Regions from separate parts of the Mus musculus genome. Here region 2 is linked to region 1. Evidence: chromatin loops called from intact Hi-C (ENCODE). Cell type or tissue: left cerebral cortex. All regions are shown on one strand. Each heading gives the region's core, and the rest is flanking DNA. Links, peaks and the distances in the headings are about the cores only. Region 1 has its middle 2.8 kb from the start of Plppr1. Region 2 overlaps Gm12436 (a long non-coding RNA gene).

What was found. A loop is a pair of places that touch in the nucleus more often than their neighbours do. Peaks named below come from ENCODE experiments on the same cell type or tissue, not always from the same donor. Only the 100,000 strongest peaks of a DNase experiment are listed, where the experiment ranks them.
Region 2: it touches region 1 in a loop (4-fold over the local background); 2 of 42 quality-filtered maps call a loop at or near these places.

Annotation. Positions count from the first base shown.
Region 1 is chr4:49,055,213-49,058,133 of GRCm38, reverse strand. No RefSeq gene overlaps it. Among named protein-coding and RNA genes, the nearest start is that of Plppr1, 2.8 kb to the left of the region's middle. In left cerebral cortex, for the core only: no CTCF peak of the experiment used is centred there; DNase peaks (open chromatin) are centred at 972 and 1,454.
Region 2 is chr4:48,899,628-48,902,548 of GRCm38, reverse strand. All of the region lies in intron 1 of Gm12436 (a long non-coding RNA gene), which reads right to left. Among named protein-coding and RNA genes, the nearest start is that of Gm12436, 2.5 kb to the right of the region's middle. In left cerebral cortex, for the core only: no CTCF peak of the experiment used is centred there; DNase peaks (open chromatin) are centred at 1,096 and 1,807.

The DNA.
Region 1 (2,921 bases), core at 277-2,776:
GTCCCATTTGTCTTCTCAATAATAATGCTGAGTGACACTTGAACAGCAGACAATTAGATCAAATCCTAGGACACACACAGAGGAGAGAAAACAGCATGTCTAAATACCACAAACAAAAGCAAAGTTCAGGAAGGGGCGGGGGGGGGGAACTAAGAACACCAGGATAGGAGGTTCTTAGAAAGAGTGCTGCCCAGGAAGTGTGGCAGGTGGCAATACCTTCCCCCTCATTGAGAATAAAGCTGAGTCCTTTGCTTAAAGAACAGTAACGTTGGATTTCCATCCACCCAGGAGGAAGATCAGGGTCTCCAATGAAACCTCTGACATATATTTGGGGCTCCTAACCATGACTGTTTTTATTTTTTTAATGTTTTGCTATTACAGTATTTAGAAATATCTAAGAGAGATCTGCACGCGCGCGCACACACACACATTCCCTTTAGAACAATCAACAATGTTTACAGGAATTTCAAGGTTCTCATATTAGCAGGGTCAGAGAACAACTTGCAAAAGCCAATCCTTACCCTCCACAATATATGGATCCTGAGAATCAAACTAAGTTTGTGGTGTTTAATTGTGGACACCATAACCTGCTGAGCCATCTCCCCGGGCCCCACTTCACCATCTGAAAGTGTCAAGTAGCTTCAAGGTCAAAGGTGAAGAGAACCTTTCATGTGTGGAACTGCGAATCAAGTGGAATCCCTCTATACTGCATCTACTATAGAACTATGAATGGACAGTTCAAGAATAAAACCTTCCTATGTGGGGAGTGGGGAAAATTCAGGGGGGACACGATGTACACAAAGCATATAACACTTCCTAGCTTGCATGGCTCTCTGCAAACTGCGGCTCTCAGTGTTTTGGTTAACGTTTTCATTACCCTGAATTTTGTTTTAAGCTGAGATTTTCTTTTCTAAGAGAGTGCAAGTGAAAAAGTTGAAAACCAAAGCTTCCCAATTTTCCCTTCTGGCTTCTTCTATCACCCACGCACGCATCACCCTAATGTATTTAAATCCATGTAGTAAAAAGAATACTATGAAGACACGTGGCCTTGCAAATAGTAACTAATTCTAGCCTCACCTTTCTGCTCATGTATGGACATAACGGTGAGACAGGCGTGTCTTCAAGCAAGCATGTGCACCCCTTATTTCTCATCGTATGAATAGAGGTCCACCCCCCCCACCCGACTGGCACTTTCCTTGGCAATCAACTTTGAAAAATATTTATCTTTACATTTGACATTAGCTTAGCTAAGTAGGGTTTCATATGCGGTTTCCAGGCACATTTCATTTTGGATGATTACTCCCAGACACATACCCGTCCTTCATCTTACCCCCACTTTCCCCACTGTATCTTCTCACACACACCCGCATTCCCTGCTCCACCTTACTCTGTTACTAGCCCCACCCCAACTCCTTTAAAGTGTCCTTCTTCGAAGTCACGTGGGCCCCTTTCTAGTTTCCTGCCTTTACCTATATTTACTCCCTTCTGGATACACAAACTCAATAGCTAGCGGCAAGGATCCGCATGGGAGAGAACATATGGTACTGGTCTCTCTGAGCCCGTGTTAGCTCAAATAATGCTTCCAGTTGCATCCATCTTTCTGCAAACTTCACGAATTCCTCTTCCTTTACGGTTGAATAAAAGCACGCAGTGCATGTGTATATTTTCACTACCCACTCACCTGCTACTAGACGACATATTTTCTTCCCATCTAAGTTTGCCTATCAGATGTCTTACTCCTGAGTATAAGATCTATAGTAGTAATAAAGATTTTTGCTGACAGAACTATGGCAAAATTATCCCCATGATCCTTCGAGTATATAATAAGTAATTTAACACTGCATGTCTGCTTTTGTTTATCTTTCCTTCAGACAGGTCAGTTATGAGTCACTCAAATAAAGAGTTTTTGTTCTTCTGCTGCAAGTGGGATATATTCAGTAAATGTTTAAAGGGTGAGTGATAAATACGAACTCACAAATTAACATATGCTGATAAAATGTTTTCTTTGAAACAGACTTCTGAACACACTGATACTTGGTACTTTTATAGATCGTGAAGTTGGTAGGTTCTGCTTTTAAAATCTTTTGTGCAATTGTCTAAAAATGGAAGTTGAAATGAGAAAGGCAAAGCAGGTTTCTGAAGACAGTTTCTATTTCTTTGGAAACAGATAAATCAAGCCCATTCTAAGGTTTTCTTCTAATTCACAAAGAGAGTAAGTTTGGGCTCAAAATGTCTGATAGTTTGAGAGACAGAATCATGCTAGACAACTAGCCCACCAGAATTATTTTCTAGTGCCTCCACTCAAAAGAATAAAATTGTCATTAGTTGTTTTTTCTTCTTCAAAATTGTAATTATAACCAGAGAAGGACCATACTCAGAATCTCACTCTAGCCTTTCTAAATCATTACTCATAAAAGTATGAAATTGGTTTTATTATTATGGATAAGAGTTAGGGTGTTGTGGGAGCATTGGAACTATGACTTCCATATAAGCCATGGAAAGGACTGAGATGATCAGGTGAGCGATGATATATTTATCTTTTCCCTGCCATATATCTAACAAGAATTTTCTGAGGCTGATATGAAAAATGAAGAAGATATAAAGAGAGAAGCTTAGGTTCTTTGTATCCTACTTGATGAAGGAACAGACCATGAATTCTGCCACATTCTGTTAACCACATGGACAAGCATGGTCACTCCTCAGATTATCTTAATTTAGTCTTAATCTTAGAATAACTGTGTTTCTTAAGAAGACACTGATTGACATAAATTTCCAGTGCATTTCTCATATTCATAGACTTTTCTCACCTGTCTTGAGTGATCTCAACCACCCTTACAGTGTTTGAAAGAGAATGATCCTCATAGGCTTGTATGTTTGAATACTTACGTGGTCCCAGTTGGTGGAACTGTTTGGGAAGAATA
Region 2 (2,921 bases), core at 319-2,818, 160 kb after region 1:
GGAGACAGTATAGTTAGTGTGTGTGCCCCCAGAACAATAAACTGGTACACTTCTATTCCCACTCAACTTGTTGTTGTTGCTGCTGCTGCTGCTGCTGGTGGTGGTGGTGGTGGTGATGGTGTTCTTTCTCTTGTTGAGGCTTCTTCAGCTGAGCCCCAGCACTTCCTGCTTCTCATCTGAGCAGAATAGCCCACCTACTCAAGAATCCAAGAGGCAAGGAGCTAAAGGGGTCTGCAACCCTATAGGAGGAACAACAATATGAACTAACCAACCAGTACCCCCAGAGCTCATGTCTGTAGCTGCATATGTAGCAGAAGATGGCAGAAGAGAGGCCCCTTGGTATTGCAAACTTTATATGCCCCAGTACAGGGGAACTGCCAGGGCCAAAAAGTGGGAGAGGGTGGGTAGGGGAGTGGGGGGCGGAGGGTATGGGGCACTTTTGGGATAGCATTTGAACTGTAAATGAAGAAAATACCTAATTAAAAAAAAGAATCCAGGAGGCCTATTCTGTTAAAAGTGAAAGCTCACTTGTAACACTGAGGTGCAAGCATAGCAAGAGATCCAAAACACTTAGTCAGAGCACTAACTGAGTCCATAACAAACTATTTATCCAAAATCGCAAGATTTTTATTTAACCACTGGAATAAATTGACCCAAGTGGATCAGTGGTGTTTCTGTGGTCACCAGTCTGGCAACTTTGCTCTTAAAAAATCAGCAATGATTCTAATTTCCTCTAAATTAAATGCATATTGTATTTTTTCCTCATTTACACCCATTCCTAGCCAAAGCTTCGACCCTTCTTGATGCACACCACTCTGTCTCTCTGACATTACTTTCTCTGGGCTCCTTTTTTCCAATAAAGCTAAATGGTAAAGTTTATTCCCTAGCTGTTCTTGCTTCTGCGTTTCCTTTTTTGATCTCATTTATCCCCACAGCTTCAAATACCCTAGCACTAGCGTTACCTCGTTTTATATCTCTTCCCTGGATTGCCCCTCCAAGTGTGAGCCTCGTCTATCCAACTGCTTACTTAGCATCTTCATCTGAATATTTTTAAACCCATCTCAATTTTAAAGTACCCAAATTAAAACCTCTACCAATCTGCCCATCCTATATTTCCATATGGTCAACACAGTGCCTAGGACACCACCTGGCTGTTTTCTAAATTCTTATATCAGTCACACTGTATCACACGTGGACCATGCTTCCAAAACACAGTGTGGATCCCTCCACTTCCATCCACGCCCACTAGTAAAACAGTAGACAAACCTCAAACATTAGGTAGAAGACTACAGACATCACCTTGCTCATCTCAGTGCTTCAGTTGTGTAGCCCTAAAAGTCAATCTCCACATAAAAGAATCATCGTTAGAATTAGATTCTGCCATTTCTTCCATTAAAACATTTTATTGGCTTCCTATGATAGCTTAAGTCCTGTCTCTCCTCTAATCTCTCCTCTAATAAAAAAAAAAAAAAAAAAAAACATCTGAGTGTCTTGAATTGATCAGTTAAACAAGATTTGTATATTTCAGAAGCTGCTCAAAATAAGACTACAGTAGTTTTCTCCAGCACCATGCAGAATTGACGTTAGTTAACAGAGCAGGTATTTTCATTGTGGTTCTTTTTTACAAACTCTTTATACCAGGTCTTGTCACCTCTCTTTCCAAGTGCCTGATAGTCAGAGAGATTAACCTGGTCGACCATCTCTTCAATCTACTCACAAGTGTCTGATTTTTTTTTAAATCTTCCCTTGAGTTTAATTTTAGTATCTTAAAGGAAGATCCAATTTAGATGTTTGATTTGTGGCCCAGTTTTTATATTATTCATTTAGACAAACTGGATGGGTTAAATGTGTGAACACTTTGAGAGGATGCAGCTGGCACTCTCGATTCTGGAAAATTCTTCTTTATGGTACATAGTTTACCATCTTTTTGGATAGATAGTAACGTTTTTACTAATAAAAATATAGACACATACACAGCCTTACCTCAAACTCAGCATCGTGTTCTGTTACCTCTTTCTTTTTATTTACATGTAACCCATTACTTCATTCACACATTCAAAAAAAAAAAGTCCCAAGACTTCTCTCATATATCAAAAACATGAACAAGCAAACAAAGTCTATATATTCACAAAACTTGCATTGCAAGGGGCAGATTTTAAAAAATACTTAGGATAGGTCAGCTAATGATAGTGATTATGAAGAATGCAGAACAAGCAATAAGAGTTAACTTTATAAAACGAGACAATGAAGACTGGCTAGTTTGCATCAGGTTAACCGAGAAGGCCTTTTTAAGAACACAAGCATTTGATCATCTAGCAGAAGAATGAAGAAGGGCCAGTCATGGGAGTATGTGGGGATAGTCCAAGCAGAAAGGACAGCACTTGCTGGAAAGGCTTAGACACTTTCTAGGAAGTTCCTCTGAGTGTAAAGCTACAGGACAAAAAGGAAGAGAATCTTACTAACTCTGAACCAGACTTGCACGAACCTTTCATGACTATTTGACCTAGAAAATACAAATTGTGCTTCAAGTGACTTTCCTTTTGTGATTGCCCCCACTAGAAAGCCTTTTGCTTAACCATTAATAAAAAACGAAACTCAACAATGTTCCCTTACTTTTGTATGTCATTGTTTTCAAAGATTGTTAAAATATTTGGCAAAGAAATTTAAGTGATTTTTTTCATATGTCAATTATTTATATATGAGAACATTTGAATAGTTCTTTTTCTCTGCTATTTTTCACTTTTATTGGTTCTTTGTGAATGTCACATCATTCACCTCTCTCTCACTCATCCCTCCCTCATCTAATAACTGCCCTCTACCCTTGCAACCTCCTCCCCAACATAGAAAAGAAAATCTTGTGGAAGCTGGAGTGTATCATGGTATTGTCCCATAGTATAACCTTTATCCACACTTCTTTGCTT